Linked DNA regions of Homo sapiens: region 2 is linked to region 1. Evidence: read pairs that join two places in POLR2A ChIA-PET (ENCODE). Cell type or tissue: A673. All regions are shown on one strand. Each heading gives the region's core, and the rest is flanking DNA. Links, peaks and the distances in the headings are about the cores only.

What was found. ChIA-PET counts read pairs that join two places held together with the same protein. Peaks named below come from ENCODE experiments on the same cell type or tissue, not always from the same donor. Only the 100,000 strongest peaks of a DNase experiment are listed, where the experiment ranks them.
Region 2: POLR2A ChIA-PET joins it to region 1 with 12 read pairs; 3 of 35 experiments call an interaction of 5 or more read pairs at or near these places.

Annotation. Positions count from the first base shown.
Region 1 is chr11:12,578,904-12,584,290 of GRCh38, reverse strand. No RefSeq gene overlaps it. Among named protein-coding and RNA genes, the nearest start is that of TEAD1, 93 kb to the left of the region's middle. In A673, for the core only: no CTCF peak of the experiment used is centred there; a DNase peak (open chromatin) is centred at 2,210.
Region 2 is chr11:12,897,555-12,902,941 of GRCh38, reverse strand. It overlaps TEAD1 (TEA domain transcription factor 1), which reads right to left. Exons shown (of 13, transcript NM_021961.6): 10 at 829-1,002. Among named protein-coding and RNA genes, the nearest start is that of TEAD1-AS1, 23 kb to the left of the region's middle. In A673, for the core only: no CTCF peak of the experiment used is centred there; a DNase peak (open chromatin) is centred at 2,191.

The DNA of each region.
Region 1 (5,387 bases), core at 222-5,221:
ATATATCATTATAGCTTTAATTTGCATTTATCTGATCCTAATGAGGCTATTTTTTTAACGTAATTATTGACCATTTTGGTTTCCTCTCTCATGAAATTCCTGTTAAGTCATTTGTCCATTTTTGGTCTTGAATTGTCTTTTACTTAAGGATTCTTCAGTGTTCTTTATATGCAGTTTTTCATCAAATCTAAGATGCCATCATTAAAAATGTACCACTGTATTACATTAAGAACAAAAACATTTTCAATTACGTTGTAACCTGCCAGTGATCATAAGATGCACCCCAACGTCCATGATGGTAAAATGTGGAAAACTGTTTGTCTTAGATACAAAAACTATGGTGTTCTAAGTAGAAGACCTTTGCCAGTTATACGTGTTGCAAATAGCTTCTCCTGATTTGTTGCTTGGTTTTTCCCTCTCTTTATAGTTCTCTTTGATTAACTGCAGTTCTAGCTTTTAAGGAAGTCGAATTTATCTACCTTTTTCTCTACGGCTTTTTTTTTCTTTTTGCATCTTTTTAAAGAAATTATTTCCAGCTGTGAGATAATGAAGATATATTAATTTCTAAAAGTTACGTAGTTTTCTCCTTCTCATTTTACCTTTAATCTCCCTAGAGTTGATTTTAGTTATGGTGTAAAGTAAGGTCCAATGGCATCTTTCACCTTACGCCTGTGTCTTTTTCATTTTTGTCAACCTTTGTACCAATACTCTACTGAGTTTCCTGTAGCTTAACATCTGTTAGAACAACTTCCTCTCCATTTCTTCTTCTTCAAGGACATTTTTGGTTATTCTTGGCCCTTGGCACACATTTCACACACTCAAAATCCACTTCCTCCAAACAAAAAACTTGCTAGGACTTTGATTGGGATTGCTTTGAATCTATAGATCAATTTGAGAAATGACATAATAAAATTGGATCTTACAATCTATTAATGTGATTTGTATCTTCATTTTTGGAATCCTTATTGATTTCTCTTGATAATGTTTTATAGTTTTGTGAGTGTTTTGCAGAGTTACTGTAAGATATATTCCTGGGTATTTTAAATGCAGTTAAAAGCAGTATTTGTGTTTTTGTGTCTTGTTGCGATATATAAAAATATAATTGAGAGTTGTATATTGCCCTTGTATTCAGCAACATTTTATATTTCAAGTTTATTCTAATAATTCATTTACGGATTTAAAAATCACCTACATATATAATCAAAACATCTGTGAGTAAAATCAGTTCTGTTTCTTTTGTTTGCCATTATGCTAGGATTTCTAGTATCATAGTATAATAGTATAACAATCTAATACTGAAGAGAGACGATAATAGTGGGCAGTCTTGTCTTACTTTTTTTTTTCTTTTTTTTTTTGAGATGGAGTCTTGCTCTCGCCCAGGCTGGAGTGCAGTGGCATAATCTCAGCTCACTGCAACTTCCGCCTCCCGTGTTCAAGCGATTCTCCTGCCTCAGCCTCCTGAGTAGCTGGGACTACAGGCACGTGCCACCACACCTGGCTAATTTTTTGTATTTTTTAGTAGAAACAGGGTTTCATCATGTTGGCCAGGATGGTCTGGATCTCCTGACCTCATGATCCGCCTGCCTCGGCCTCTCAAAGTGCTGGGATTACAGGTGTGAGCCATTGTGCCCGGCCCTGTCTTGTCTTACTCTTGATCCCAAAAATAGCATTCCATAGTTCACAGTTTGCTGCTGGGTTTTTATTTTTGTAGTTACACTGTATAAGATTAATGAGTTTCCTTGTATTCAAAACCAAGCTTAATGGCTGAATGATCTTTAACTGGTTTCTTTACTTGTCTGTGAATTAGTGTCCTTATCAGAAAAATTGGATGTCCTACTCTAGATTCCCTAAAATGCAAACACTGGGACAAGGATTAAGTGCTAATGCTTTAGGTGAGAGATGTGATCCCAGGGCAGCAAGAAAGGATGAAAAGAAAAGGGAGGTGGTAAAGTGTGGGAAGCAATGTAGGGTAAAGCCTTTCTGCACTGGCTACTGTCATGACTACAAACACATAACTGCGTCTCAGCAGGTGAGTCAGTCACTCAGCCATGCATGAAGCCTCCAGACAGGCTGCATGGCCATCTATGTCTCAGCACAGTCAGTGGGCAGGAGGAAGGAGAGATTTTATCCTTCTGCTTCCTGTCTTTTACTAGTCAAAATTTTCCCCAATAGGAGTTAACTTTTCCACACTGTGGGTTGCATTATCAGGCTTTTTGGCAGCTATGTGTAGCCACTTCTGTGGAGTGGCATTTCATCTGGGTCTGGAGATTGTAGGAGGGGCCAGAGACTCCAGATAAGTGGCTGCTCAGCCTCAAGCAGCAGAAGGGTGTGTCCTTTGCCTGAGATGCTGAGTGAAGCAGAGCAAATGGCTGAGTCCAGGAGACAGGTGAGGCTGAGAGACTATGAGGAGGAACAGTAAATAGGTCAAGTTGATTGTGTGGATTAAATACATTACTTGCATTTAATCTTAGGTTAAATAAAATGCTCAGAAAAGTGCCTGGTATAAAGTGAGCTCTCAAATACTATTAACTAAAATGCAATCCAATTTATAATCCCTTTCTCTATAGACATTAATCTTTGTGAAATGCTTAAAGCCTTTCTCATTCAGCTATTCTAAAAGTATCATCCATCTGGATTTTATTTCGGTATAAGAAGTGAGGTCAGAATCACGCTTTATGTTTTTCCAAATGACTTGACATGGGTCCAAACACCACATATTGAATATTTCATATTTTTCCGTTCCTTTGAAATTTGGTTTGTAAGATATTGAACTTGCATATTTATTTGCTAATTTATTAGCTTTTAATTCTGTTCTATTGATACATCTGTAAATTCTATTGTACTGTTGTAAGGATTGTAGTTTTATGATAATATAGTACTGTAGGGTATGTTCCCATTTCTTGCTCTTCTTTTTAAAGATTTTCCTGATTATTTTCATATGTTTATAATTTTAGATAAAGTTAACAATCATTTTTAAGGTTTCTTCTCTTAAAAATGCTGTTGAGATTTTGATTGCGAATATATTAAATTTACAGTGTAAATTAGGAAATATGTATGATGGTGCAATATACTTTTAAAAAAAAGCTCTCTCCTTTTATTCAAGATTTAATGTTTATTAGTAAAATTTTGTAGTTTCCTATAAGTACCAAACATTTCTGGTTATATTATTGCTAGATACTTTATGACTTTCTGTAGTTGTGAATGGAATGCTTTCTTCTATCTTTATTTTACTTGATTATTGTTTGTATATTAGGAATCTATTGGCTAATTTTTAACAACCTTATTGAGTCATATTTTGTAGTATTATATCCATTTCAAGTGTTCAATGATGTTTGGTGACATTTAGTGAGTGGTCCAACTACTACCGTAAACTAGTTTTAGAATATTTTCATTCTCTGAAGATATATTTTATACTTATTTATAGTGAATCCCAGCCCCTACCCCCAGGACAACACCAGTCTACTTTCTATCCCTATAGATTTTCTGAACAATTCATGTAAACGAAATCTTGCTATATGTAGTTTCTTGTGTCTGGCTTGCTTTCACTTAGCAAGGTTCATCTATGATGTAGTGTGCGTCAGTATTTTGTTTTTACTGCTGAATAATATTTCACTGTATGGTTATACCACATTTCCTCTATTCATTTACCAGTGATGGACATTTAGATTCTTTCCAGTTTTGGAGTATTATGAATAATGTTACTGTGAACATGAAGTCTTTGTGTGGACATGTTTTCATTTCTCTGGGGCAGATACATAGGAGTGGAATTGTTGGGTTATACAGTAATATTATGTTTAACTTTTTGAGAAATTACCAAACTATTTTCCAAAAGGGCTATACTGTTTTACATTCCTACTAACAATGTATGATGGTTTTCTACTGACTTTAAAATATTTATGTTGTACGTGACTACGGAAAATTGTTTTTATTAACTATTTTTATGTTGATGCTTGTATTAATACACATTCTTTCTGTTTTGTTGTTGTTGTTTGTTTTGTTTTGTTTTTACTGGTAGGGTCTTGCTCTGTAGTCATGGCTGGAGTGCATTGGCACAATTACAGCTCATTGCAGCCTCGAACTCCTGGGCTCAAGTGACCCCCCTGCCTTAGCCTCCTGAATAGCTAGGACTATAGGCATGTGCCACTTATAGCTGGCTAATTTTTATTTAAAAATTTTTTTTGTGGCCGGGCGCGGTGGCTCACGCCAGTAATCCCAGCACTTTGGGAGGCCGAGGCGGGCACATCACGAGGTCAGGAGATCAAGACCATCCTAGCTAACATGGTGAAACCCTGTCTCTACTAAAAATACAAAAAAATTAGCCGGTCGTGGTGGCGGGCGCCTGTAGATCCAGCTACTTGGGAGGCTGAACTTGCAGTCTCCCGGGAGGCGGAGCTTGCAGTGAGCCAAGATAGCGCCACTGCACTCCATCCTGGGCAACAGAGCGAGACTCCGTCTCAAAAAAAAAAAAAAAAAACTTTGTAGGTATGATATCTTGTTATGCTTTCCCAGGATGGTCTCAAGTAATCCTTCCTCCTCAGCCTCCCAAAGTCTTGGGGTTACAGGTGTGCGCCACTGCACCCAGCAGAAAATATACTTAGTTGCACATGACAGCATTCCAACTCAAACTAGCTTAAGAAAAAATAAAAGAAAGTATATTGGTTTATGTAATGAAGAAGAACAAATGAAGTGTTGATCATAAACAACTAGAATTCAGGGAGTTAAAAGACTATCAGATGGGGTCCCTCTCAGCTATGCTTCTTAATCTTGAACATCTTGACAGATGATGCTTAATGGTACAGTTTTTGTCCTTTGATTTCTTTATGTAATATGTTTATCAATCTCTTGCTATTATACCATCCTTGGATCTCGAAATATACCCTATTTGGTCACATTGTATTATTTTACATCCTGCAGTATTTTTTGCTAACACTTTGATTAAAACTTTTTCTAGATACATGGGTGAGCTTGATCTTCTTTGTTTCATACTATCTTCAAGCAATTTGGTTATTAAAATGTTTACTAGTAAAATAAGTTCAAGAAGTTTCTATATTTTTATGTGGTCTGGAATAATTTAAATAGTATTATAATAATTTGTCCAATAGCTTAAAGCTCAATTCTAAAATCATTTGGAGTTAGTATTACTTTCACAGGTAGATTTCTTGTCATTTTCTAACAGCTTTTGTAATTGATGTATTCAATTTTTTTTGCTACTTCTTGCATTAATGTTGATAATTTTTATTTTGTTAGGAAATGATACATTTCCTATAGGTTTCCAAATCTGTAGCTGTGGAGTTGCATATGATAGTCTCTTGTAATTATTTTAACCTGTATTATGACTTTGGTTAGGAATTGGTTATACTGATTTATAATTCTACTTAAAATATAAA
Region 2 (5,387 bases), core at 231-5,230, 320 kb before region 1:
TCAAATGGGGAAGGTTCTATTATAGTGGAGCTATTGTCTCATGGAGGAGAAGGAGCTGGCCCAGTGGTACAGGGAGAAAGGAGCAGAAAGTCCATCTAGACAAACAGAAGGCAGAGCATAGACTGGACAGGTGGGGCAACAGGGGTTTGGCAGGACACAAGAGGAAGCTACCCTGGAACCAGGTCGCTTAGGGCCTTTAATGCCATGCTAAGGGGCACAAACACTTAAAACAGTTTTAAAAAAAAATGTGTGTAAAGGCTGAGGAATCATAAACTCGCAGCGCTAGCAGGTTATCTGGTGCCCCAATCCCTTAGCACACACACATTATACTTATGCCCATTCTGACCCATTAGCATTCCCCTGGCCCAAGGCTGACTAGTGCCAAAGGGTGGCAAAGCTCCTCTCAGAGGCTCTGGAACATCAGCAAAGCTGCAGCAGCCAGGGGACTTTGCCCGTCATTTTAAAGCACAAATGAAGTATACACTGGGCAAAGCAATTCTGTTTCCTCTCTGATGCTTACAAAATCTTGAAGCATGTAACTTTATTTTCATCCCAGCTCCGGGAATTTAAGTGAAGTCCAAAGAGGCTGCTTGTCCCTTGTGCCCTTTGGCAGGGACAGAGAATGTCACCCAGGTGCACCATGTGGATGCATAAGGCCGGCATGAGGACAGTTCACAGGTGTGAGTCCGTGCTCCCTTGGCAATTGTGCAGAAGCACATGAAGGTGCACTCAGTGTAAATCCAAAGCCAGCTGTGCTGCACTGTGCTCATGTAAGAGATGTGACCATTCAGACAAAAACCACGGAAATCACAGCAATGTCTTACTCACCCAGAATTTTACGAGGAAGAAGGCATTTTGAGGGCCCTTTCCAAACAGTTCCTTTAAGCCACCTTTCTTTTCAGGAAATTTGTCATAAATCTGACGAATGTCCACTGATTCAAGCAATGGGTCACTGTAAGAATGGTTGGCATGCCCAATGTGCACGAAGAGGTGTTTGTTGTACTGTAAGAAACCAACAGAAACATTCCCATTACAAACTCTTTGATCAACCTGGAACTCATCCATCTTGAACTGGATAAAGAGCAGTAGTACCAAAATTCTGGAATTAGGCCTTCCAGTCCAGGATCAATGCTTTTGAAATGATGAGTATGTTTAGAAAAGCGATTATAGCTTAGGGTTGAGACAATCATTGCTTTTTACTGACAAGGGCATATATTTTCCGAAATATCTAAAAAAGGCTTTTTTGCGGACACATTAATAACAACAGCTTAAGTTACCCAGCTACCAAACCAAGAAACAATTGTATTACCCAATTTCACCTGACCCAACTGAAAATGAAAGTGATACTCTTTGGAGCCCAATAAGAAATCTGTGTGCAGTTAGCTCATGTCATAACCCAGAATGCACTTCTTGTCCCAACTCTCCTGGGACAGCGTAGATACAGTGGTCTGAGCAATGGTACCCACTTCCTTCTTCCAGCAGGAATAAGAGTGCTGAGCCTCTTTGTCACCAGTCCCCTTAGTAACCAATCCAAAACTTCTACATAAGGGCTGCTCAATATGTCACTGTCAGTGCAAAGTTAGGACTGGGGTACAGATCACAGAGAAGATCTACAAGGCCATACATGGCTGATGAAAAAGAACACAGGTCACTCATTCATGAAAAAACAAACAAAAAACTCTAAACCACATTAAGTCATTTCACTCACAAAGTGAACCCTTTTCTTCCCCTTGCTTTGGGATAAGACATGGTAACTGGACCACAAAGGAGTGTGTCCAAACCAATGGTTCTCAACCCAGGCTACATCAGAATACCCAAGGATCATTTAAACATCACAAAGGCCTGGGCATAATCTGGATTAAACTGGAATCCCTGAGAGAGGCCAAACATCATAATTTTTAAAGCTTCTTCAGTGAATTCCAATACACAGCCAAATTTGAGACCACTGGTCTAGACGTTATACTCCAGACTCTTCGGGCATGCCTCTCCCACTGAATAGGCATTAATACCAACTTAATGTGACACAGACCAAGAAACCTGGGGATGCAGAGGCTCCATGGGCCTCAGAACCAAATAGGGTTCACTGAGAAACTCCATCCGCCTTCTTTATCTAGCAGTCCAAGTCTGCTCACATTCCAAGTTAAAACTGGCAATTCTCCAACTACTGTCCCTGAGTACTAATCTATTCCACAGGAAGTCCCAACTAACAGAAGGCTTGGGCAAAGCTGAGTATTATACATGGGTTAAGAATGTACAGTCCATGGAACTTAATCACTGGGACCTGCTTTAAAAAAAAAAAGATTGTGTGGGTCTAGACTCATCCTACTCAAGCACAAAACACTGCCCAAGGCAAACTAGCTATGATACTGCGCAAGTGCCTCTCAAGTCTCTAAAATGGGGACAGTGATGGCATTCACTTCACTGGATTGTTACAGGGTTTAAATAAGACACTCCACAGACTTCATCAGGGATCCTAGATCTAACAAGAATAAGCAGTCAATAAAATCTAGCTATTATTCTTTTAATAAGACCTCTCTTAGAGATTCACAGTAAATACTAGCGTATTAAAAGCAGTGCCATTGACTGGCCATGGTGGCTCATGCCTTTAATATCAGCACTTTGGAAGGCCAAGGAGGGAAACTCATTCAAGCCCAAGAGTTTGAGACCAGCCTGGACAACACAGTGAGACATCTCTACCAGAAAAAAAAAAAAAATCACCAGGTGTGGTGGTGCATGCCTGTAGTTCCAGCTACCTGGGAGGCTAAAGCAGGAGGATCACTTGAGCCTGGAAGATCGAAGGTGTAATGGAGCTATGATCATGCTGTTGCACTCCAGCCTGGGCAACACAGTAAGACCTTGTCTCTTAAAAAGGCACTTCCATAAAGAAACATTTTTAAACATATAATCTAGAGTTTCTCAAACTCAGTTGGTCACAAAACCCTATGAAATATATCCTGAAGGAATACTGGTTTAAATCTATAACCTGCTACCCACATTTGGATCTCTGGCCACCATGCCAAAAGACAGGAGGCTGGACACTCCATCTGATGCCAGTGTTGCATATAAGGGGCAGTGCAACTGAGGCCAGTATCTTTTGGAGAGGGCCAGGTCCCTCTCCTGTTCAACATCAGAGTGGTATCTTTTCCAAAGCTTCAAAAATCCTAAAAGGTATCAGGTGAGGTGAAAGAGAGAACCCTATCAAGCTCTGACATGGATGCAGCTGCATGGACTAGCCACCTGGCAGGTAAGACAGAAGCTGGGAGATACTATAAAACAACAGGGTCTGCCTCAGAAGGAAGAAATTATTTTTAAAAAGGTTAAAAGTAAAAGCCATTGTGTTAGGGAAGTGAGATTATGGGGGTGGGAAGAGGTGAGATTATAAGGGTAGGAGGGAACATCTTTGAGCTTTTTATACATTTTTTCAAATGTTGCCACATCACTTTTTCCAATTATAAACAACAGCCCATGGAAATGTATGAGACACAGTCACAGCTGCTAAGAAGCTTCTAGTCTTTCTAGTCTCAGTGGGCAAAAGTAAAAAAGAATAACATGGGCAAAGGTGTGGGCACAGACGTTGGTATAAAGGCAATCAGAAACACAAAATGGAATGGGGAGTACAGGGCAAAAGGCATTGTTTATTACCTAGACAACTGGCTATGTATCCGTCCATCCAACCCTGATTAACAACCTCTGCTTACAGCTAGCTCTCAGACCGCCCCAGTTCCAGAAGGCACCGCTTCTGTCCATTCTAGCGCCTTCTGCAAGGAGTGAGTTTATGGAAGGCATGAGATACAAGCCTTAGGGACTCACTGAGCTGAATCCCAGTCTCCCTTTAGGCTCCTCACTCCTAGCTGTTCTGCCTCGCTAGCTGCCCCTGGGCCAGGTCAGAGCTGGGGTGAAGTTGAGAAGCTGGGAAACTTGAAGTCTTTGTGCTTAACATCAAAATGTCCCTGCACTGCACTGCTGGAAATGGGAACCACGGCCCTGACATCTACAGGTCAAGAAGGTGAATGGGGGTAAAATCTACCACATACCAATGGGGACCATGAAGGTACAGCTGAAAAGCAAGGTGCTGAGTGTAAAGCACGAAAGCCTTGGAGCCAGACACAAACCTGAAACCTCAAGACTTCTCATATGTGCAATGGGGATATAATACCTGTAATATTTGCAACATATGTGAATATTAAAGGAGCTAATGCTCAGAAGGTGCTTGGCATAGGACCTGCCATATAAGAAATGTTTGATAGGGGCCAGGATTGGTGGCTCACACCTGTAATCCCAGCACTTGGGAGGCTGAGGAGGGTGGATCACTTGAGGTCAGGAGTTCGAGACCAGCCTGGCCAACACGGAGAAACCCCATCTCTACTAAAAATACAAAAATTAGCCGGGTGTGGTGGCACACACCTGTAATCCCAGCTACTCGGGAGGCTGAGGCAGGAGAATTGCTTGAACCCAGGAGACGGAGGCTGCAGTGAGCCAAGATCACACCACTGCACTCCAGCCTGAGCATCAGAGAGATACTCCGTCTCAAAAAAAAAAAAAAGTGTTCATGTTCAATAAATTATAGCTAAGATGACCATTGTTATAGTTTATTATCATGTGACATTCACTAGATCCTGAGGTAGAAGCAAAATAACTTTCCTGCTTTTGCTATCCCTCCTGCCTAGTAAAGAAAAAAGAAACACAAGCCAAGAGCTGGGAGCAAGCAGTGAAGCCAAGTGACTGTTCAAATCCCTGATAATGGCCCACTCATAACCAGCTGCTCAGAGTGTGGGCCTCTCACCTGTGCCTGAAGGAAGGAAGGAAGAGACCTTGTGTCCACTGGGCGCTGTGAGCAATGTGTTGTTTATAGATGTGATCTCAGGTAATCTTTGCCTCATGACGCTGCTGGAGGTGGATTTAATTTAAATCATTTTACAGATGAGGAAATAGAAGCTTAGAGATGAACTGACTTGCCTGAGGTCACACATCCAGGAATAGTCCTGGAGTTAATAAAACTTGGATCTGTCAACACCACAGCCCTTGCGTTTGCTGCAAACATTAATCACACTGTCCCCCAAAAGAAAATGTCTAAGCCTTTCTAACACCGTTAAACCAACGTTTTTTGAAAGTTGATTTGGGAAAGGAACAACAGCAAAAAAACTAAACAGCGTTTTAAAACTTCTATGAAGTTAAATTAGAATTAGTGACAAACATGATTCACAAATGCATCAGATAGAGTCCACAAAGGTTTCTATTTTGAGGAATTTACCTCTGTGTTCAAGGCTGAAATGAATAGAGAAGGGGCAGGCTGTCTTTGCCAAAGGAAACTGGGCACTGTCTCTACAAGGCTGGTGACTTGAAACCAAACTCTGACCATTGGCATCTGAGTGGCTTCACTGCTGCCA